Linked DNA regions of Homo sapiens: regions 2 and 3 are each linked to region 1. A link is a loop called in an ENCODE intact Hi-C map of the cell type or tissue named here. Cell type or tissue: chondrocyte. All regions are shown on one strand.

The links. A loop is a pair of places that touch in the nucleus more often than their neighbours do. Peaks named below come from ENCODE experiments on the same cell type or tissue, not always from the same donor. Only the 100,000 strongest peaks of a DNase experiment are listed, where the experiment ranks them.
Region 2: it touches region 1 in a loop (2.4-fold over the local background); 12 of 110 quality-filtered maps call a loop at or near these places.
Region 3: it touches region 1 in a loop (5-fold over the local background); 17 of 110 quality-filtered maps call a loop at or near these places.

Annotation. Positions count from the first base shown.
Region 1 is chr17:55,522,201-55,530,200 of GRCh38, forward strand. It overlaps a transcript of SMIM36 not described here. Among named protein-coding and RNA genes, the nearest start is that of SMIM36, 15 kb to the left of the region's middle. In chondrocyte, CTCF peaks have their summits at 4,368 (motif pointing right), 5,523 (motif pointing right) and 5,722; no DNase peak of the experiment used is centred here.
Region 2 is chr17:56,475,036-56,483,035 of GRCh38, forward strand. ANKFN1 (ankyrin repeat and fibronectin type III domain containing 1) reads left to right here. Exons shown (of 21, transcript NM_001370326.1): 16 at 2,453-2,619; 17 at 5,633-5,783; 18 at 7,321-7,489. Among named protein-coding and RNA genes, the nearest start is that of NOG, 110 kb to the right of the region's middle. In chondrocyte, CTCF peaks have their summits at 4,004 (motif pointing left) and 4,203; no DNase peak of the experiment used is centred here.
Region 3 is chr17:56,712,010-56,720,009 of GRCh38, forward strand. No RefSeq gene overlaps it. Among named protein-coding and RNA genes, the nearest start is that of C17orf67, 120 kb to the right of the region's middle. In chondrocyte, CTCF peaks have their summits at 4,080 (motif pointing left) and 4,326; no DNase peak of the experiment used is centred here.

The sequences.
Region 1 (8,000 bases):
GATCATAGTACTTGCATAGTACCTGTTCTATCTACATGAGATGTTCTCCTCCGATTATCTGCATAGCTGGTTCCCTGCTTCCTTCAGATCATTGCTCAACTATGACTTTTATGGCTTTCCATGACCATTCCTTATAAAAGAAAAACCTCCTGTATTAGTGTGTTCTCACATCGCTAATAAAAACACACCTGAGACTGGATAACTTATAAAGGAAAGAGGTTTAATGGACTCACAGTTCCACGTGGCTGGGGAGGCCTCACAATCATGGCAGAAGGTGAATGGGGAACAAATTCACATCTTACATATAGGCAGGCAAGAGAGTTTGTGCAGGGGAACTCCCATTTATAAAACCATCAGATCTCATGAGACTTAATCAGTACCATGAAAACAGTATGGGGCAAACTGCCCCTGTGATTCAATTATCTCCACCTAGCCCTGCTCTTGACATGTGGGGATTATTACAATTTGAGGTGAGGTTTGGGTGGGGACACAGCCAAATCATGTCACCTCCATCCCTGGGCCACTCCTTTTCTCCTTTATTCTGCTTATTTTCTATGGCACTTGTCCCCATCTGACATGTTCTTAGTGTTGTCATGCATTTTGTTTGTGATATGACTCTCCCCTCTAGAAAGTAAGTTCCATGAAGGCAGGAAGTTTGTTGTATTCATTGTATCCCTGTACACGGGCCCAGAGCATGGCAGGCACATTCTAAGCATTGAATATATATTTGGGGAATGAATAAGCCGTTCACAAACACATCTCTTCCAATATTAGGAAATAATGGTGATAAAAAAAGATCTTGGCAGGGGATTAGAGAAATATTATAATGAGGAAAGAGGTCCTAGTTTAATGCTGTGGGCTGAATTGTGATTTCCAGAATTCATATATTGAATCCCTAACCTCAGAATGTGACTGTATTTGGAGATAGGGCCTTTAAAGACATGATTAAGTTACCATGAGGCCATTAAGGTGTCCTTTGAAGAAGAGGAAATGAGACCACACAGGGAGACAGCAGGGATGTGCATACTCAGCAAAAACACCACATGAGGGGCTGGGTGTGGTGGCTCATGCCTGTAATCCCAGTACTTTGGGAGGCTGAGGTGGGCAGATCACGATGTCGGGAGATCGAGACCTTCCTGGCCAACATGGTGAAACCCTGTCTCTACTAAAAATACAAAAATTAGTTGGGCATGGTGGCACGCACCTGTAGTCCCAGCTACTTGGGAGGCTGAGGCAGGAGAATTGCTTGAACCCGGGAGGCGGAGGTTGCAGTGAGCTGAGATTGTGCCATTGCACTCCAGCTTGGGCGACAGAGTGAGACTCCGTCTCAAAAAAAAAAAAAAAAAAACATGTGAGGACAAAGCAAGGAAGCAGCTATAGACAAGCCAAGGAGAGAGGCCTCAGAAGAAACCAGACCTGCAGACATCTTGATCTTGGACTTTCCAGAGCCTCCAGAACTGTGAGAAAAATAGGTTTCTGCTGTTTAGGGCACCTAATATCTGGTATTTTGTTATGGCAGTCTCGGCCGACTAATACATCCAGCTTCAGGGAAAAGTAATATTTTGAGTTGGGCTTTCAAATTGCCTGGCTCTATTTATATGAAGCCGAATGGAAAACATAAGCTCATTAAAAGTTTCTTTTTTCAGAAAAATTGTTTCAAGTTTTGAGGATAACATATTAATATCTAACCTCCTAAGAAAGTTTTTCTTTTTCTTTTCTTTTTTTTTAACTTTTATTTTAGGTTCAGGGGTACACGTGCAGGTTTGTTACATAGGTGAACTCATGTTACAGAGGTTTGCTGTACAGATTATTTTGTCACCCAGGTACTAACCTTAGTACCTAATAGTTATTTTTTCTGGTCTTCTCCCTCCTCCCACTCTCCACCCTCAAGTAGGCTCCAGTGTCTGTTGTTCCCCTTTGCGTCTATAAATTCTCATCATTCAGCTCCCATTTATAAGTGAGAACATGCATTATTTGGTTTTCTGTTTCTGCGTTAGTTTGCTAAGGATAATGACCTCCAGCCCCATCCATGTTTCTGCAAAAGATATGATCTCATTCTTTTTTATGGCTATGCAGCATTCTGTGGTGTATATGCACCACATTTTCTTTATGTAATCTGTCATCGATGGACATTAGGGTGATTCCACGTCTTTGCTATTTTGAATAATGCTGCAGTGATCATACACAGCATGTATCTTCATGGTAGAATAATTTCTATTCCTTTGGTTATATACCCAGTAATGAGATTGCTGGGTTGAATGGTATTTGTTTTTTAGCTCTTTGAGGAATCACCACACTGCTTTCTGCAATAGGTGAACTAATTTACACTCCTACCGACAGTGTATAGGCGTTTTCTTTTCTCTGCAACCTGGCCAGCATCTGTTATTTTTTGACTTTTTGGTAGTAACTATTCTGACTGGTATGAGATGGTATCTCATTGTGGTTTTGATTTGCATTTCTCTAGTTCACTAAAAGTTTCTAAGGGTCCAGTTGTTTCAGGAAGTCCATTATTACTAAGAGAAAATGGTATTCTATTACTAGTAACAATTGTATAAAGCTAGTGAAAAAAGTGCCCTATTACTAGTAGCAATTGTATAAAGCTAGGATTGACTTCAATCCTGGAATAGTGAAGGATCACCTAAGAGGTGGGCTATCATTACATTGTCATCATCATAATTCACATAGACTGAGAGCTTACTATGTGCTAAGTTCTCTTCTAACTGCTTTACATGCACTGAGCCATCCGATCCTCCCAGCAACTCTATGGAAGTTTATCCCTCCATTTTACAGATGAGAAAACTGAGGCACAGACAGGTTGAGGAAGTTGCCCAAGGTCGTATGTTTTTATGTGGCAGAGCCAAGGCTTGAATCTAGGCAGTGGCAATGGAGCCTGCACCTGTAACTTCTATACTGTACCTCCTTTTATATATGTTCCCCTGTCTACAGAAGGCTTTCTTCTGTAACATTGAGATGTGCTAGTTCTTAGCTTAGCCTTCTGTTAGCACCAACCTACTTTTCAGCTTTATTTTCATTATTCACATATATTTGGAAAAACTGTGTCATCCCTTGTCTCTCCACTTTTCCTTAACTCTCCTTCCCATTACCTTGCCTCATTGATTAATTGATTGATTGATTGCTGTTCTAGTTTCTTATGCCTTCTTTGCTCATCCTTACCTAAAATCCATCTTTAATACCAAGTCCAAATCCTACCTCCCCCATAACATTTTACATTACCCTTCTCCTCTGAAAATTTCATTGTATGCACAACTAATTTAGAATTAATAATGTACTTCCCAATTAAAATTCTTTTGATGACTGAATATTCTATACAAATCTTCCTAAGATTTAACTTTTCACCAGTTTTGTGTTGCATCTTCAAAATAGATTTAATTCACTGAGGATAGGGACAAAATATCTACTATATATGATACTTTGTACATAATGAAAGTGTGATAGACATTTATTGATTTTTTTTAAGACAGGGTTTCACTCTGTCATCCAGGCTGCAGTGCAGTGGCGTGATCTCGGCTCACTGCAACCTCTGCCTCCTGGGTTCAAGTGATTCTCCAGCCTCAGCCTCCTGAGTAGATGGGTCTACAGGCAGGCGCCACCATGCCTGGCTAATTTTTGTATTTTTAGTAGAGATGGGGTTTCTCCATGTTGGCCAGACTGGTCTCGAACTTTTGTGCTCAAGCGATCCGCCTGCCTCGACTTCTCAAACTGCTGGGATTACAGGCGTGAGCCACCACACCAATTACAGAGCTGTAATTGATTTGTTTTGATTTGGGAAAACAAACAAAAAACTGGAGATAGAGAAAGGAAACAAATGTGGCCAACAAGGCCATTCTAATTTATAGCTAGCACCATTTTGAATGAATTATATATGTTAGTTCCTTTAATCTTTACAACGTTTCTCTAAGAGCAATACTACTATTATTATTATTAATTATGATTATTATTTGAGATGGAGTCTCACTCTGTCCTCCAGGCTGGAGTGCAGTGGTGCGATCTCGGCTCACTGCAACCTCCACCTCCCGGCTTCAGGCGATCCTCTCACCTCAGCCTCCCAAGTACCTGGGATTACAGGTGTGCGCCACCACATCTGGTTATTTATTTATTTTTTATTTTTTGTATTTTCAGTAGAGATGGTGTTTCACCATGTTGGCCAGACTGGTCTTGAACTCCTGAGCTCAGGTGATCCACCCGTCTCGACCTCCCAAAGTGCTGGGATTACAGGTGTGAGCCACCTCGCCCGGCCGAGAAAGACTATTATTATCCCCATGTTATAGATGAGGGAAATGAAGCCTAGAGGTACTATGCAGTTTGTCCACTATAACACAGTGCAGGCAGCTGCAGTCTGCCTCCTCGCCAGCAGAGGGCATTAAGAGACCATGACCATGTGTAAGTCTAAGATTTATGGTCCAATTTTCCTTCCCATCAGGATCAGGAAATGGACAATAATGGCTTTTGGATGATCATGGAGTTTTCTCATTTTCCACTTCTTTATATCACCAGTGACATTCTTTGGGCGACAACAGAAAAAATAAGCTAATTTTTTCCCACATGACCACACACAGTTTGCCTCTGGCTCATTTCTTTCCCCTCCCCACACTCTCAGTCTCCTTCCCCACTTCAAGGAACTGTTTTCCCCTATAATAATGCATTTGCTGGAATTATCTGTGGGGAATGTCCAAATCCCAGGATACCACCAAGCCTCAGGGCTCAACGGTGGCTCTACTCCCCTCAGCTGTTGGCTCTCAGCACTCTTAAGATCATTTTATTATTGCAAGCCTGAAAAATGAAATTACTTCGGAAGAAGATACCCTCCCAGTTCTGCAATGCACTCAAAAAGTGTCTTTTGGATGATCTTTTGTTTGGCAGATTTGTAGTTTAAAATGGTGGTGGGGGTGTTTTGTAGAAACAGAATGTGATTCTGCTCTATGTCCTCATGTTATTGACCATCTTCAAAAAGGATTTTTACTGCTAGAATGTGAGAAAAAGAGAAAGGAAAAGTTATATGGACCAATTATCTCTGGCTGCTAAGGAACATTCAGAGATGAAAGCTGCCACAGCCAGAAACAATATTTCTCTCCTGGTGGGGATTCTCTGGTTTCCTCAGAGTCCTTAACTTCTGAGAATATGGTTTAAGTAGCAAGAATTTTAAATTTAGCCAAGATCTAGTGAGCCATAGCTTCTAGAAGTCAGAGTACATCAGAAAAAGGAGGGACTAAGAACATTTGGCGCAATCCACTGATTTTATGATCAGGTCGCTAGGCCTGTGGGATCCAGTTTTTCTCAGTCTGTGGCTCTTTCCCTCACATCTACTCTTATTGTCAACTAAAGTGACCTGTCAGGGAAACTGTGTTTTCTTTATAGGTTTGCATGAGGGTGACACTATAGGCAATTTGAAGTATCTTTTTCCTTCTTTTTATAGGTTTGCATGAGGGTGACACTATAGGCAATTTGAAGTATCCTTTTCCTTCTTGGAGAGAAACACTGCATGTGCACGCTTACCAAGAGAGGGCACCCTCTGAGCAGGAATTTTCTCTTGTAGTCCATTTTACAGTCAGAAAAAATAGGCTGCCACTCTGCAGATCAGGGGAGAAGAGAACTATCAACTTAGGTTTGAACACCTTGTGTCTGTCGTCAGAAAGCATTAAACTTAGCAGGGGTGGCAGAAACCAGGGTCTGCCTACTTAGCCCCAGAAGACTAACACCTACCCCTTTTTCTGCACCTGCGTGCAGCTTCATATGCGTGTTCATGCTGGCCTTTTCCTGAAATGCCTTTCCCGTTCTTCCTCCTCTGGAAAACTCCTAGTCACTGGTCAGAGTCTTAGGTTGCACCCTTCACTTTTCAGCCTTCTCTCCTTTATATTCCAGAACTTTTCACATGCCAGGATTAGAGCACATATTACCCATTATTTTAGTGTGTCTTACGGTTTGCAATATGAAGCCCTTAAAAATCTACATTGTGTTATCTCATTGTTCTCCAACTGCCTAGCCTCATGTGAGGCACAATAATAAATGCCTGACAAATGCTTGTTGCCTATGTGAACACATAAATCAATACCATTGCTCACGATTATTTACTAACCAGGATAACAACACAGGTGGGTGGGATTATTCAAGGAAGTTCTTTTTTTTCAATTTCATATAATATATATTTTTAAAGATAGGGACTTACTCTGTCACCCAGGCCTGAGTGCAGTGGTGCGATCATAGCTCACTGCAGCTTCAAGCTCCTGGTCTCCAGTGATCCTCCAGCCCCAGCCTCCCAAGTCGCTTGGATTATAGGCGCACACCACCAAGCACAAGCACAGCTATTCAAGGAAGTCTTTTTTTTTCTTTTCTTTTCTTTTTTTTTTTTTTGAGTTGGAGTCTCACTTTTGTTGTCCAGGCTGGAGTGCAGTGGCACGATCTCGGCTCACTGCAGTCTCTGCCTCCCGGGTTCAAGCAGTTCTGCCTCAGCCTCCTGAGTAGCTGGGATTACAGATGCCTCCCACCACACCTGGCTAATTTTTGTATTTTTAGTAGAGACAGGGGTCTTACCATGTTGGCCACGCTGGTCTCGAACTCCTAACCTCAGATGATCTGACCCTCTAGGCCTCCCAAAGGGCTGGAATTACAGGCATGAGCCACTGCACCAGCCTCAAGGAAGTCTTAAACCTATAACGTAATTGTTTTTACTCTTTCTGCTAAGACAGTTGGAAGAAAATGCAATTTGCATATACAGAAAAGTAGCTAAAGAGCTCTGGATGAAGAACCAGGAAATCTGGGTAGAATTGAAGCTCTGCCACAAACTGCCTGTGTGACATTGGATAAGTCACTTATATTAGTGACCTCATATTTTCAGGGGATTCCTTCAGATGTTTGTTCTGGGTCTGTCTAGCACCAACTATTTAAACTTGTGTAAAGAAGAACTCATAGATGTTGACATTTATTCTGAAGAAAAAATGGAGGTGACAGAACTATCCTTCTCAGGTTTCCTCTTGCTGCAGTATAAAAGAGATATTCATACAGAGACAATACAAAGCAGAATATGGTTAAAAAATGCTAGTTTGTTTTACAAATAAGCAGCCAAATTTTGCCCAACAACTCATAATTAATTTACCATTAAAAATATTTCATACTATATATCCAGGCTGGGAGCAGTGGCTCATGCCTGTAATCCCAACACTTTGGGAGGCTGAGATGTGTGGATCACTTGAGTCTAGGAGTTCAAGAACAGCCTGGGTGACATGGTGAAATGCCCTCTATACAAAAAATACAAAAGTATCCAGATGTGAGCCTGGCACGGTGGCTCACGCCTGTAATCCCAGCACTTTGGGAGGCTGAGGCGGGCAGATCACAAGGTCAGGAGATCGAGACCATCCTGGCTAACACAGTGAAACCCCATCTCTACTAAAAATACACACACACACACACACACACACACACACAGAGTATCCAGATGTGGTGGCACGTGCTTGTAGTCCCATCTACCTGGCAGGCTGAGGAGGGAGGATCACTTGAGCCCAGAGGTCGAGGCTGTGGTGAGCTGCAATGGCACCACTGCACTCCAGCCTGGGTGATGGACCCAGACCCTGTCCGAAAAACAAACAAACAAAAAACAAAACAAACACATTTTATATAATACTGAAACCTAACTTTTCCTTCTCAATAAGTTAGCCTATGCAAATACAGTTCAGCTGTAGCAGATGAATCTTCATTGCTCATTTAGGTAAGTGCATCCTCAGCCATCTTGCTGATAAACTGAGACTGTTTCCATCATCGTTCATAGAAGATGCAAATACATCCCTTTGGGGATGATGTGTTTAACTAATATTTCACCATCAAACTGAAAGCTGAGTTCTCCTCCTAAGCCCTAGCGAGGAAAGAGAAATAAAAGAGAAAGTTTGATCTGAAAACAACAAAGCTTTAAAAATCCCCAGAAGGATCTCTAAACTCCATGGGGATTTGGCAAAAGGTCATTTGGAATGGATTGTATGTAGCCAGGATAG
Region 2 (8,000 bases), 950 kb after region 1:
TATTCCCTTATGTTCTGTTTAAGGCATCTGTCCTAATTTTCCACATGTTGTGTACCTATTTTATACAGAAAAGTACTGGGTACTAAGGACACAAAGCAATGAAAAACATAGCCTTACCATTAATTTCACAGTTTAGTTCAAGAAAATAACACGAAAGAAAAATATAAGTACTCCTTCTGCTGTAAGCCTACACTGCCTCTATTATAAAACTGATTTCAATATATTGTGATCATCTGTTTACTTCTCCTTTTTGACCTCCTCAAAAGTAGGGATGACATCATATTCATCTGAAACCCCAATGTCTCACATGGTGCCTGACACATTATAGGGACTCAATATGTGTTTGATAAAGGATGAGACAGAGGAGACAATGTACAATAACATCTGCTAGATGTTGCAGATGGTTAATTCTACAGAGGAAAGATCACTCCTCTAGAGTATGATGGTCAAGGAAGATCCCATACTTTTCCATTCCATATAGAATTCTATAGACATTTCAATGTTTGTTTTCTCACCTTCCCTGAATTTAATGGTAGAGTTGATTCCCTTTACCTTACCCTTTTAAATATTTTCATTAGTATTATTTTAATTGACAAGTTATATTTGGATATAGTTGTGGGGTACAAAGTGATGTTTTGATATATGTATACAATGTAGAATGACTGAATCAAGCTAATTAACATATCCATCACCTCACTTACTTATCATTTCTTTGTGGTAAGGCACCTGAACTTTACTCTCTTAGTTGTTTAACCCTTGTTTTTTTGAAAACCAGGATATGCTCCTACTTACAGGAAACTTTCTCCTATACTAAGTGTATTAGTCCATTTTCACACTGCTATAAAGAACTACTTGAGACTGGATAATTTATGAGGAAGTTTAATTGAATCACAGCTCTGCAGGCTTAACAGGAAGTATGCCTGAGAGGCCTCAGTAAACTTACAATCACGGCAGAAAGTGAAGGGGAAGCAAACACGTCTTACCATGGCAGAGCGGGAGAAAGAGAGTGAGGCAGGAAGTGCCACACACTTTTAAACCATCAGATCTTGTGAGAACTCACTATCATGAGAACAGCAAGGAGGAAATCCACACCCATGACCCAGTTACCTCCCACCAGGCCCCTCCGCCAATTGAACATGAGATTTGGGTGGGGACACAAATCCAAACCATATTAATAAGTTACCTGACTCGTCACTCCTAACTTTGTGTCACAACCCCCACTGCCCAAATGTAAAAGTTTTACCTACTGATGTGGAGGGATGGTATCTGAATTTTGTAATTATTCGTTATCTGAGTCCCTGCAGTTGTATAGAGAATCAAAAGTCACAACCCAAATAGTTCACTGGAGAACTGACCACACAAAAAACAAGATTCCATTCAAACATCCCTGTACTTAACTTGGTTGACACTTACTATTGAATCAACAGCTTTGTTCAGTCTCTGCTGCTTTTGGAATATTATGATGTGACAATATAATGCAAATTCAATGAAAATCCATTACAGGGCAAAATTTAAAATCTTGTAAAAGATACAGAATTCAGTGAAGCTGATGATGTAGAGACCTAATCAAATAACATGCAAAGCCACTGACAACTGAGAATCTAGAAGTGGTAGACCAGTTAAGGATTTGAAAAACATAACACAAGCAAGGATTTCATAAGAGTGTGACTTGAATATCAACATTTTTTAAAAGATGCCTGGAAAAAAATGTGAAGACTTCAAATACTTTTATAAACATTATCTTCTTCGTGGTTGCATTGTAAAAGTCAAATATAAGTAGTATCATTTTAGCTATCATACAATTTAATTTTAAAAATCAAGCCAAAAAATAACCAGTGCTTGATTCATTCTTTCTTCATTCTCAGAATTAGTGCGTAATTATAGCTACAACTTAAATGTTAACATAAAATTCAATAAACCTCTTGGCAGTACCTTTTTAATTTTCAAGATAAGGAACCTACTTACTATAAAATTTGGATTCTATTTTAAATCATTTTTCTTAAACGACTTTTCCATTTTAACAATCCAGAAATTACAACGCTTCCTTAACTGTGCTGTCAGCTTTTACACTTGCAAATATCTGTTTTCTCCCAGCTAAACATTAAAATCTTCAAGGACAGAAATTATCAACTCAATTTTTCTTTATTAGCTGCTTCCACCACCACCTATTCCCAAACACAACTCACACACCTACACTGGCACAGAAATCTTAGGCAAATAAGCATATAGAATATATTAAAAACTGATTACCTGGCCAAGAATTCTGCTGAAGGTAAGAGTAGCTGTACCACTATTTCCCCAGCATTCATGGTATACCTGAGGTTTCTCACCTAATTACTTAGTGACAGCTCCTTTCATTCATGACAAGCCTTCCTTAGAAAGGAAAAGGTTTTGAGATTGCCCTTCGAGTTGTTTTCTTGTTTTCTTTTTTTTTTTTTTTTTAACCCTACAGGATATTCTATCCTATCACAAAAGGAGTCATCAGCGTCTCTTTCCTGGATTATATCTGGGTTACCTAAAGCTCTGTAGCTCTGTGGATCAAATCAAAGTTCTTGTTACCCAAAAGTTGCCCAACATTCTCTGCCACGTGAAGATCCGTGAAAACAATAATATTTCTAGGTAAGTGATCAGGAGTTAAGATTTTCCTTGTGATGAAACAGTGGCTCAAGTGACCAGCTTGATGTGCCAGAAGGAAACTGAAGTGTTACTTCCAGGGCAGTTTTTATGGTGAGGTGTCCTCAGATGCCACACTGAAGTGGGGCAGAGCTTAGTTTTGGGGTTTTTTTTTGTTTTGTTGTTGTTGTTTTTTGAGACGGAGTTTCACTCTTGTTACCCAGGCTGGAGTACAATGGCGCAATATCAGCTCACTGCAACCTCTGCTTCCCAGATTCAAATGATTCTTCTGCCTCAGCCTCCCAAGTAGCTGGGATTACAGGTGTGCACCACCACGCCCAGCTAACTTTGTATTTTTAGTAGAGATGGGGTTTCACCATGTTGGTCGGGCTGGTCTCGAACTGCTGACCTCAGGTGATCCATTTGCCTCAGCCTCCCAAAGTGCTGGGATTACAGGCATGAGCCACCGTGCCCGGCCAGAGTTTAGTTTTAACATTAGAATAAGGAGGGCTTGCCTGATGGTTGGTGGAAGGCATGAGCCCATTAAAGAGGATACTGTCCTTTCACATTCCCCTCTATGTTACTCATGGTAAAACCACTGATGTTCAATCGGTTAATGAACAGCTGACCTTTTCTTTCAACACTGCTATTTCCAGTATATTTTCTTTATAATCTAAAACAGCCATGTTCTTTTTGCTTTCTGTTTTTAAATATCGCCTACAGGAATGGGTTTCATAGAGCCAATGATTCCCCCGATCTTAAAAAATCTCCTCACCCTCATTCTCCCTAACTCTAACCCTCTGGCCTGAGGACCTTGTATGTTTTCTACAACCCTTATAATTCTCTATGGAAGAAAAGAAGTAACAAGGCCCGAGCTTCTGGAAACTTGCTCTACAGTTTGGCATTTGGTGAATTACCCTGTTAGCTTTGGGAAAGTTGCCCAATCTTGGTAATCTGGCTCAACTTTACAACCCTCATAGCAGGCCTCTGAAAGTCTGCTATAATGAACTGAATTGTGCTCAACATAAAAAAAGAAAGAGAAGAAAAGAAAAAAAGGAAAGGAAGGAATAGACAAGAAAAAAAAAAGAAAGAAATTATCCAGAATTCTTCAGACCTCAAAGGGCATAAACTAGATACTCCCAAAGAGTATAAACTAGATTCTAGTTACACTCATGGATTTGCTTAGCCAAAGGAGACTCTAATTTGGTCATTTAAAATGTGACCCCTAAAGTGGCAAGACTTTATCAACTCTAATGTCTCACTAGGTTTCTTAAGTATTGCTTGATGACAATGGAGGAAATGATGATGAGGAGGAGGAGGGAACTCACTGACTACCATATTCTCTCTTCACTTATCAACTACACCTGGATTTTAAGTCTGCCATCTGGTGGTCATTGCCACAATCAACATTCGTTATCGCCTCAGTCCTTCCCAAAAGGTTACATTACACTCATCCATTTTCTAGATTTGTGTCTTAAAGGCTTGAACTCTATCTCCTAGTGGTTATACCAACTAATTTTCCCTTGCCAAGGATCCAGTTTTCATTTGTACAAAAGATTCCAGTAGCCTTTTCTCTGTCAGTTCCATCTCCTTCATCCTTCTAGCAGAAACTGATTAGTGGTAGGTGTTTTTACGATATTCCTACCGGTAATTTATTTTCTAACTTGATTACAAACGCTATGTTAGCCACGTTGTCCTTTAGGTTTATGCGTGCATATGCTAGTCACAAAACTCTCATTTTGTTCCATATCAGTGATGGGAAAAAAGAAACATTTCCCAAGCAGGTTCTCAAATATTTCAATTATTTGTGAAGCCAACAGTATGCCCAGATTGAAGTAGGATTTAATTTTGAGGTTTTGTTCTTTTCTTACTGGGACAAAGGGTAAATTTTCCATAGTCTTGTCCAGTGTGATACTTGAAATAAAACAGATATCTTGAAAACAGAAACTTTTCTAAGAGGGTAGTTAGTTAAAAGAGAGTAGTTTTTGATGAAAAGCTCATGCCACATTCAATTTGGTTTTCTGACCCACAGATTGGAGCCCAGCCTGGTAGAGCCCTTTGGGGAAAGCCTCAGAGAGTTTTCACTAGGGTGGGAACATATGTCAGCACCTCCTCTCTTTCCATCCCCTGAGAGGAGGGCTTTCCTTTCCTCTCTAGCCTGCTCCTGAGAGCCTACTGCTGCTCCCTGCAGAGTTCGAAGGAGAATCTGGGCCAACTGAATGTGTTTAGAGACTTGTGCTGAGAGACCTGTGGAAACAATGTTGCCCAAGAGGCATTTACCTTGATCTTTTCAAGCTCCTTTTGAAGAGCAGCCTTTGGGGGCAAACCAGATGTGCTTTCCTCCCACTGCCATTCTTTTCCCTTCCCTTCTGTGTGACATTTGGAAAAGTTCATTAGGAAGGATTATAGAGCATGCAGAATAAAGACACAGATTACTGGTTTGTAAGGAGGATGGAAGCAGTGATATGCATCCCTTGGTTCCTTATATTGGAATTGTCTGGTATTCCTGTTTGTGATTCTCCTCAAGCTTTTGGAAGGAGAGAAAAACCAAAATATCCCCCATGATTACAACAGGCCAGGGTTGAAATGTGCCAAGTGGTTTGTTGGCTGAGTTGGACCAGAGTCCTGTGGTTACTAAACTGCAGAATTAGCCAGTAGATGCCCCTGTGGTAAAACGTAGGATCTTAGAATTTACAGGGGATCTGCAGAGAAAGAAAAATGAAGACAGTCAGGAAATTATTACAAAATATTTGAGAACCCCAATCTCAAAAACTGATTCATACAAATTAGGCCTACTGTTCTGAGGTATATGTGGTTTGATAGGTGAACTAAGCTGAAATTAGAAAGAGATCATTTTAAGCTCCATTTGGGTGGCAAAATGTTCAAATTTCATGAATTACACTGAGTTTTAACCACCAAGCATTGGTTATCCAGGTTCTGGACACATACACTAAGAAAGTTCTGAGCTGTGTTCTGAACTTTTGTTATATTTCTAATTTTAACTTGACTCAACATACAGAGAGGAATGGGAATGGATCCAAAAGCTTTCTGGCTCTGAATCTATGGAAAGTGTGGATCATACTTCTGACTGCCCCATGCAATTGTTCTTCTACGAGCTCCAGATGGCAGTGAAAGCTCTCCTTCAGCAGATCAATATACCTCTACACCAGGTACTAGACTTTACCATTTTTATCTTCTTTTTTTATGGCTCATGGAAACTGCATTGTAACATTAAGTGGGGTGTGTGTGTGTGTGTGTGTGTGTGTGTGTGTGTAAATTTTCCTTTACTTAAACACCACTTTGCAAGTGCATGCACATTTTGAATTAATGCCCACAGGTAGACACAGCCTGCGCTTCTGTTCCTTTCCTCCAGCTCCTCTGTGTTGGACCTCTTTCACATTTTCTGGACCCCACTGTACTATGGTCTGGTCAGCAAAAAAAAAAAAAAAAAAAAAATCAATGGCTAGTCTACCTTAAAAGACAACCAGGCTCAGCTTCAAGATAGCATAAAGCAAAGAGAACATATAAATAAAGGTGTACTCACATGTACAAATGATTTCTCTAAGAATAGAAGGATAACGGTGGTATAATCTACAGCAATGTCCCAAGGATATGCCATGCTATTTTTTCTCAGAGAACTTTCTGTCAAAATTATTGTTGTATCTAAATCAAAATGTACAAATCTAACCTCCACTAATAAGCAACTTCAAGAAAAACTGTTGGCATAAAGGAGAATAGTAAAACTTTTTTAGGCTCTGCCCAATAGGTTAACATGAGGTAGCATTATTTAATTTTTTTGGCGGGGGGACCTATGTTCATCAATCCTGCCTCCCTCCCCAAAACACACACACACACACACACACGCACACACACACACATAATGAACCAAGTTTAGCCTGTAAACTGGGAGACCATTAGAGGAGCGACTGGCTCTCTTTAAATACGAGAGAGAACCATGAATTGGCCTCTAACCCATGGAGGCAGGGGAATAAATTAGAGTTCTAAGAATGTCCTTCCATTGGGGTGCTCTTTCGATTTTAAGTCTAAAACAGCCAACGCTAATGAAGACTAAATTGCACAAGATGCCATAAAGACAATAGAGAAGCAACTGGATTATTCTAAAGGTGGCCGTGTGTTCACTAGGAGAAAAAAAAGTAAGAGCTCCACTTGTGACACTAGATACTATTAAAGCGTTTCTTGGACTTAGCAGGTTTGAAGCAGCTCATATTTCATTGGTGACTCTTGGGCTACATATACATGTTGGGAGAAGGCTGCCTAACTGCCTAACAGTGCATACAACTTTTTTTTTTTTTGGATACTTGTAAAATTTTCTCAGTCCTTGGCCAGAAACTACGTTTTTCCCCCTTAACCAACTTAAATTGAAACTAGTGGATTTTTAATTCAATCCATTTTTGTTGCTTCATGTAATTATAGTCATCATTTTGAAAAGCCCACAGAATGCAATCATTTTCTGCTTTTATAAGAAGCATAAATGTTGTTTTCAGAGTTTATGTGGAACATTACTGCCTTAAATCTTGATTTTATATAGCATTATTAAATGGGCTGAACCCTAATATTTATGTTGTATAAAAATTCCAAGCTTGAAGTTGTGTAATTTTGTGAGATGTTTTATGCCAGTTTGGTGTTGTTTATGTAAGTGCCATGTTGTAACTCTCCTATTTTTCCTCCGCGCGTGTCCCTCTGCAGGCAAGGAACTTCCGCCTCTACACACAGGAGGTGTTGGAAATGGGTCACAATGTGTCCTTTCTTCTCCTGCTCCCTGCCTCAGACGACGTCTGTACAGCCCCAGGACAGAATAATCCTTACACCCCACACTCAGGGTTTCTTAACCTCCCTCTTCAGATGTTTGAACTTGGTATAGTAGCTTGTTTCACCTAGAAATATTAACCCAGCCTCCTTATAATAAAATCACAAAGTTATATCTGTTCCCCCTTGTCCCAGTGGAGGGTCAATAAATCACATGATGGCTTTGGCAACAACCCTTCCTAGAACTGTGTACAAGTCTGAGAAAAAGCAAAGCTCCAAGACTATGTGCCTGAGCAATAATTATTGAAACCTAGCAAAGGCCCAATGGAGAAGAAGGAATTCTAAACAGAAAGTTCAGTTATCAGGCTGGACTTCTTGCCTCCCTTCTGCTTTCTTAAAACGTAAATATAAAAACCGATGTTTTCATGAAAAGCACTGCCCCTTCTCTCTCTCTCTCACTCTCTTTTTCCCCTTCCCTCTCTCTCCCCACTTCCTTTCTCTCTCCTTTCCTCCCTTTCTCTCTCACCGTCCCCACATCCCCAACCAGAGAAAAAAATAATAATGAAATTTAAATGTAGAGTGCATATCACTTTGGAGGGGAAAAAAGCCTACAATTTTAA
Region 3 (8,000 bases), 1.2 Mb after region 1:
AATCTTAAGTACAGAGAAAAGAAAGCTCCTGCTGTCCTGTAGGAGGTCAGCTGTCTGTAGTGGGTGGAATGGTGGCCCCCAAAGATATGTCCACGTCCCAGAACATCTGAATGTTGCCATATTTGGAAAAAGGGTCTCCAAAGATATAATTAAGTATCCCCATGTGAAATCATCCTGAGATTATCCAGGTAGGCCCTAAATCCAATGACAATACATGTATAAGAAACACACAGAGAAGGCATGCTGGGAGAAGACAAGACGCTGTAAAGATGGAGGCAGAGACTGGAGTGATGCAGCCTCAAGCCAAGCAAGGCCTGCAGCCACCAGAGGCTGGAAGAAGCAAGGAAGGATCCCTGCCGAGATGGTTTGGATTTGCGTCCCCACCCAAATCTCATGTCAAATTGGAGGAGTGGCCAGGTGGGAGGTGACTGGATCACAGATTTCCCCCTTGCTGTTCTCATGATAGCGAGTTCTCACAACATCGGATGGTTTAAAAGTGTGTGGCACTTCCCCCTTCACTCTCTCCTACCGCCATGTGAAGAAGGTGCTGGGTTCCCTTCACCTTCCGTCATGATTGTAAGTTTCCTGAGGCCTCCCAGTCATGCTTCCTGTTAAGCCGGTGGAACTGTGAGTCAATGAAACCTCATTTCTTCATAAATTACCCAGTTTCAGGTAGTTCTTTAGAGCAGTTAGCAGAGACTAACACATCCTGCTGGAGCCATTGGAGGGAGTCTGGCCTTGCCGACACCTTGATTTCAGACTTCTGGCCTCCTGAACTGTGAGGGAACAAATTTCTGTTGTAAGCCACTCGATCTGCAGTTATTTGTCACAACAGCCCTAGGAAACAAATATATCGTCCATTCCACAGTGCTCCTGCCCCAGGCTCCTGCCTTGTGGAGCTGTAGAAAGAACAAGCGCTTCAAAGTAGGCTCTGAATCTGACTCTGCCAGTGAGTATCTGAGTAAATTGTCCTACAAGGGATAAAAAAGTATTGAATTTTTTATTTCCATTTATGTAATTACAACTGACAATCTAGGCCAACATGTATCTCCTTGAAAAAGAAGGAAAATTAAAAGGAAAGATGACTTATAAGTCCAGAAACAAGAAAATGCAAGTGATATTTTCCAGAAGGGTCACATGAATTATCCCGTAAGTATAAGGTGAACATGTTGTTTGCACCAAGAGAGTCGCTGAGGTGGGAAAAGGCCAATGAATAACATCATCTCTCAAGAAAAAAAAATGGTACAGTGCTCTATAGTGGCATAGAGATGTCCACATACCCCCCACAGAAACCCTGGCAAACCCTTGTGTGATTCCTAGAACCATACTTTTCTGTACCCTATTAACTCATATGTAAAATGGGGACAACTATCTCTACCTTACAGGGTTGTTTAGAGGATTAGAAATAATAACTAGAAAATGCCTAGCTCGGGTTTAACAACAGAGGGAATCATCAAGTCCTGTTGGGCTCCAGGAATTGAGCCGAACACAGGCCTCTTCCTTGCTCAGATTCCTGTGTAGCCTGGTCCTGACATTTGGGGACAAGATGGGATGCCTGGAGTTTTGAGGAGAGGAGCCAGCTCTAAAGGGAGTGAATTTGAGAAAGATTCCCAACTAGGAGGCAGTGTTCATCTTGGCCAAAAGGCCTGGAGCATCCAGGAGTCCCCTTGGAAAAAACCTGGGGTCCACTTTCTTCCGAAAAATCAAGCAAACATTTGATTCTTTTCAGATATTTTCTATTTGATTATTTAGACAAAGAGAATATGGGGAGTTGAGGGAAGAGAAGGAAGAGCATCTTCATGAAGTCCCAGCAGAAGGGTCAGACCCGCAAAGAGGCCACAGGATGGGCAGGACAACCTCAAGTGACTCTTTTTTCCATTTATGGGGGGACAAGCTCTTGCTCTGTCACCGAGGCTGGAGTGCAGGGGCACAATTATAGCTCACTGCAGCCTCAAACTCCTGGAATCGAGCGATCCTCCTGCCTCAGCCTCCCAAGTAGCTGGGACCACAAGCATGCATCACCACACCAGGTTATTGTTTTCATGTTTCATACAGATGACATCCCACCATGTTGCCCAGGTTGGTCTTGAACTCTTGGCCTCAAGTGATCCTCTCGCCTCGGCCTCCCAAAGTGCTAGGATTACAGGCATGAGCTACCATACCCAGCCCCTTTTTTGAGGTTGCAGGGAAGAGTATAAAGAGCAAGAAGTCGTAGGGATTCCAGGTAGTTGGGAAAAGAAGATGGGAATTACCAGTCTGGGCAAAGAGACATAGGAAGGCTAAGAATCCAGGGGCCACAGGAGGTGGGAAATGTGTAGGATGCAAAACAGGCAGTCAAAAGTCCCAGATCCCAAAGGCCGCCCTGAGGGCACCTGAAAACACTCAGCTCAAGTCTGATCTTCGCCAGGCTGACCCCTCTCTTGCCTGGACCTCCCCTTCTAAGTAACCCCCTTGGGGCTCCTGAGGGTCCGAGGCTGATGGCTGCAGAAGTAGGAGGCACCTTGGAGCACCTACAAGTACAGAGATGGGCCAGGCAGACCTCAGCCTGTCAATCAGTGGAAGAGGTAGGTTTAAATCTAGGTACCCAACTCCAGATCCCATACTCTGAACAAGGATACTGGGTGTTCCCTCCTCATCTATAAAATGAGGACAATAACACCTTTCTCACAGGCTGTTTTGGGAATTAGAAACAACCCACTCACCTTCCCTAGCACATCCTAGACCATACACCAAAGCTTTCATCATGGCCAGTGGGACCATGCCTGGGCCACATTCCCATCAGTTTCTGCTATAATTTGGATATTTGTCCCCACCCAAATATCATGTTGAAATGTAATCCCCAATGTTGGAAGTAGAGCCTGGTGGGAGGTGTTTGGATCATAGCGGTGGATCCCTCATGCATGGTTTAGGCCATCCCTTTGGTGCTAAGTGTGCTCCTCTCCGAGTTCACAGGAGAGTCCAGTCATTTAAAAGCGTGCGACACCTCCTTCCCCGCACTCTCACTCTCTGGCTCCTGCTTTCACCATGTGAAATACCTGCTCCCTCTTCGTCTTCCGCCATGACTGTAAGCTTCCTAAGGCATTCCCATGCCTCCTGTAAAGCCTGTGGAACTGGGAGCCAATTAAAACTCTTTTCTTCATAAATTACCCAGTCACAGATACTTCTTTATAGCAACACAAGAACAGCCTCATATTGTCTCCCAGGATGTCAATGGCTGGGCACTCACTTTGTTAATGCTGTGTTATACTCTCATTCTACTAAATGGTAATGCCTTTCCTATATCTCCCATTGTCTTACACAGGGCCAAAAAATATTGATTTTTTAAATTTCCATTTATGCAATGACAACAGTCAATCCAGGCCAAAACATGCTTGAAAAATGAGGAAAATGAAAAGATGACTTATAAGTCCAGAAACAAGAAGATGCAGGTGATATTTACCAGAGGGGCCACATGAATTATCCCATAACTATAAGGTGAGCATACTGTTTCCACCTAGAGAATCGCTGAGGTGGGTAAAGGTCAATGCATAATGTCATCTCTCAAGAAAAGAAATGGTACAGTGCCCTACGGTAGCATAGAGGGGCCCACATCCCTCACAGGACCCTGGCAAACCCGAGTTCTTTAAAACTTGGCCCAGGGGCCTGTCATTGCACAGGCATTTTCCAGACAATCTATCCCCACCCAGTCCAGGTAAGGTAGAGGCTGGAAGGGAGCTGTGCAACTCACAGGCGAGGCCTCACTTCCTTTGAACCCCAAGAATCTGAAGATTTGGAATCAAGCAGACCTGGCTTCAAGTCCCTGGCTCTTCAACCTGTAACTGAGAACCTAGCTCCAATTATTTATAATAAATTCTCTGAGCCCTCAGTTGAATGGAGATGACAACTTTCTTGGGCTGTTTAGAGCCCAAATGAGGTGACTTGTGGAAACACAGTTTAGACAGATGGCAGGACTCAAGGACTGGTAGCTCTTATTTCAACAGGGCAAGCTTTTTTCCTGATCAAGTCTAGCGTTTCCCAGGCCGATGCTGTAAGACTATACGTTGGGCCAACAGCACCACCTGGTGGTCAGTATAAGATCTGGCAAATCTCGCCCGGGGCTTCAGACCTAGTCTGGTCCTAGGGAGGCTGGCGTCACACACACAAAAAAAGACTGTCCCATAAAGAGGAACCTGGTTGAAAGAGGCCCCACAGTCAGGAAGGAAGCATAACCTGACCTATTTTCTTCCCTAAGAGAAGAAAACCTGGTAGTGTCCAAGAAACTGAACACTGGGTTCCATCCACCTTAGGTAAGACATTTCACTTCTCTGAGCTTCCATTTCTTTATTTGTATAATGAAAACAATGATACTTTATTTGTAAGTATCAAAAATGAAATAAATCTAGGTCTAGTGGCAGGCATCTAGTGAACACTCATGGCAATTTTTTATGTTTAGGAAGCAACTGCATGTGTCTGATCCCTAAAAGCTTTACCTAATCTTTAGACAACATTATGTCTTGTGTGTTTGGGGCAAGTTTTCAAGAAGAAACACTCAGTAGCGAGCCCTCTCCTGGGCCCAGCTCCCTACCTCTGAAGCCACCCTCTGCCTCTGGGGCCACTGCTTCAGGGTCAGACCTGCTTGGGGAGCACCTGTGAGAAGCTAGGGTTCTCGGGCACTGGCAAAGAAGGAGATCACCCATTCATTCATTCATCTAACAAAAGCACTGAACATTTGAGATACAAGGATGGTTTTGACATGGCTCCTGTCCCCAAGGAGCTTGCATTCTAACCGAGACAGCAGAATAATAAAGAAATACTTAATTGCTGACCAGGCGCAGTGGCTCGCACCTGTAATTCCAGTACTTTGAGAGGCCAAGGTGGGCGGATCACCTGAGGTTGGGAGTTGAGACCAGCCTGATCACCATGGAGAAACCCCGTCTCCAATAAAAATACAAAAAATTAGCTGGGCGTGGTGGCGCATGCCTGTAATCCCAGCTACTCGGGAGGCTGAGGTAGGAGAATCGCTTGAACCCGGGAGACCGAGGTTGTGGTGAGCAGAGATTGCGCCATTGCACTCCAGCCTGGGCAACAAGAGTGAAACTCTGTCTCAAAAAAAAAAAAAAAAAAAGAAAGAAAGAAAGAGAGAGAGAGAGAGAGAAAGAAATATTGAATTGCGACAGGCCAGGTACTCTGACAGAAATGTGTACTGTTTAGAAAGATAGCACAGAGGAGAAAGTAGCCAATTCATCCTGGGGGAGTCTGATGGATCGAACATTTCAACAAACACAGGAAAGAACCTACCAAGCGTGGAGCACAATGGGAGGACCTGGAGATTCAAGGATGAGTAAAACCCAATCCCTTGCCCAAAGAGGTTGTGGTCAACCCGGGTAAGGGAAAGATGCAGAGAGAACATGATGTGTGGTCTGGGACTGCAGGGGTGTTGGTTAGGGGAGCTTGAGGCAAAGTGAACAGCCTGAGCAAAGAAAGACTTAGAGTAGAGACGGAGCAGTGTCCACCAAGTGCCTTCTCCACACTCATCCTTTGTGTCTTCTGAGGTGCTTCCTCTGCTTTGGGATTCAGGAAATGCAATTTTTAAAATTCAATGCCATTTTTTAAGCCTGCTTATCCTCCACTCTGGTCCCTTTTCCCTGGGGTTGCAGATGTGCAAGGCCTGAATCACATCACCCAGAACATGCCCAGGCAAGCCCACTCCCTACTTATGTTGCCCTGGCACGGGCGACACCTCCATCCCCAACCCCCTCGGTTGTGAATCCTCTCTCCAAGGTGAACTTCTCACCAATGGCCTGGGACAGCTTCCCCAAGTGTCTACACCACTGTCCTCCCTCAACCCCCAAACTACCTGAGGCTCCAGTGTCCTTCTGCCCTACCAGCTGGAGGAGGCTGGGATGGAGGGCCATGTTATAAGGGTGCTATGGTAGAAGAGGGGCCCACAGGTTCTAGGTGCCCTTGCTGATCAGTTCCAAGAGAAGTGAGTGGAAACTACCACCCAGGCAGCTTCATTTCCTGAGAGCCTACTGTGTTCATTCACTCTTCAGTGGCAGCCGAGCAAGGCAATTAAGGGCTTAGGGCCTGGATTTCACATCCAAGTTGTATCACTTCCTGGCTGGGTGGGCTTGGATAAGTCACTTCGACTCTCAGTGCCTCCATTTCTTTTTCTGTAAAGTGTAGACTAGGGCTTTTGTGAAGATTAAATAACATAAAGTACTTAGAAGGCTGCCTGGTACAGAGCAAGAGCTCATTAACCATTAGCTATTGTACAACAATAATTATTTCTTGAGCATCTACCATGAGCCAGGACTGAAGCTGCAGCTGTGAACCAAAAAGACCTGGTCGAGAGACAAGCCATGAAAGTAAGACACAAATGTTGCTATAATCACCACTGTGATGGGCGTTATGAAGAAAATGGGTAGTATTAATGGAGAAAATAAAAGGAATAAAGAGAGGCAATGGAATTGTTAATATTTTGGGGGTAGTGAAATTTAAGCTGAGACCGAAAGGATGTGTAGGAATGAAATGAGGAGCTGTAGGAATGGATGCCAAGGTCCTGAGGCAGCCAAGAACACTGAGCCATCAGGAACTGGAGGGAGAGGGCCAGTGTGGCTGCCTTGCAGTGAACAAGAGAGAAAGGACCCTCCAGCTAGGGCTGGAGAGGCAGGTAGAAGTCGGCTGCACCTGGGCCCTAAGGCTCGAGGAAATGAGCACTTTACTCTCAGTCAGTGGGAAACCAGTGACGTGTTTCCTGACAAGGTATACTTTCACACGTGACTTAATTTACATTTTCAGAAGATCACTCTGCTGATTACCATAAGAATAGAACTGGGGGCATCAGAAGTGAAGTGATTATAAATAGGGAGGTGGCCAGGGCTAGTGCAGGGACACTGGAGATACACCTGCAGATATAATCAATGAATATGGTGACAGAACAGATACCAGAGATAAGGGAGAGGGAGGATGAAGATCACATTTAACCTGGGGAGAGACTGAAGGAGGCACAGATGTCAAGCAAGACCAAGAATCAACTTTAGAGATGCAAATGTGGAATTCCAAAGAAATGTACATTTAGGAGCAATACGTCTAAGAGTGAGAGCACATAGATTTCATGTCAAGTCATGGGAATGAACAAAATTACTTGGGGAGAAATTATAGAGAGAGAATAGAAGTGGGATCAGGATTAAAGACTTCAACATTTAGAAAGCAAGTAGAGAAACAAGAACTGGCAAAAGAGATCGAGGAGAAGCCAAAGAGATAAGGAAAACCAGGAGAAACTCATGTTTCAAAAAGGAGGCAATGGGCCACAGGGTCTATAGCTACTTCCACGTTAAGTAAGATGAAGACAAATAAGAAGCTATTGGATGGGTATGTTGGCTGACGCCTGTAATCCCAGCACTTTAGGAGGCTTCAGCCCAGGCGTTTGAGAGCCAGCCTGGACAACATAGCAAGACCACTTTCTCTACTTTTAAAAAGACAGAGAGAGAAGGAGCCACTGTATTTGGCATCACGGCAGTTGTTGATGACCTCGGAAAGAGCAGCCTCATGGAGTGGCAGAGTGGATGCTAGATTAGACTGGGTGGGTACAGGGGCAGATGTGTGGGCAGTTCTGTGTAGCAGCTTGAGTCTGGCATGGGTAGGGAGTAAAAGAAGGGTAGTAGCTAGATAGGGATGGAAGGGGTCAAAAGCTGTTTTTCACCCCTTTAAAAAGTTCAAAAAATTCAGCAGTTGTTAGAGCACTGGCTGGGATGATCTATTAGAGAAAGCAAAAGAACAACACAGCAAAAGAGGAGATAATAGTAGAGAGAGGGCCTGAGAGGTCATATGGGGCTGGGTCCAGAGCACGTGTGGGCGGATGGGCCTATAAGGAGATAGAGGAGAAGCTGGTGGCCGATGGAGATAGGTCTGTCAAATTGAACTGTAGAGAAGTGAGACCCCAGCTCTGTGCAAGGCCCTTCTACATTTTTTTTTTTTTTGAGACGGAGTCTCGCTCTGTCGCCTAGGCTAGAGTGCAG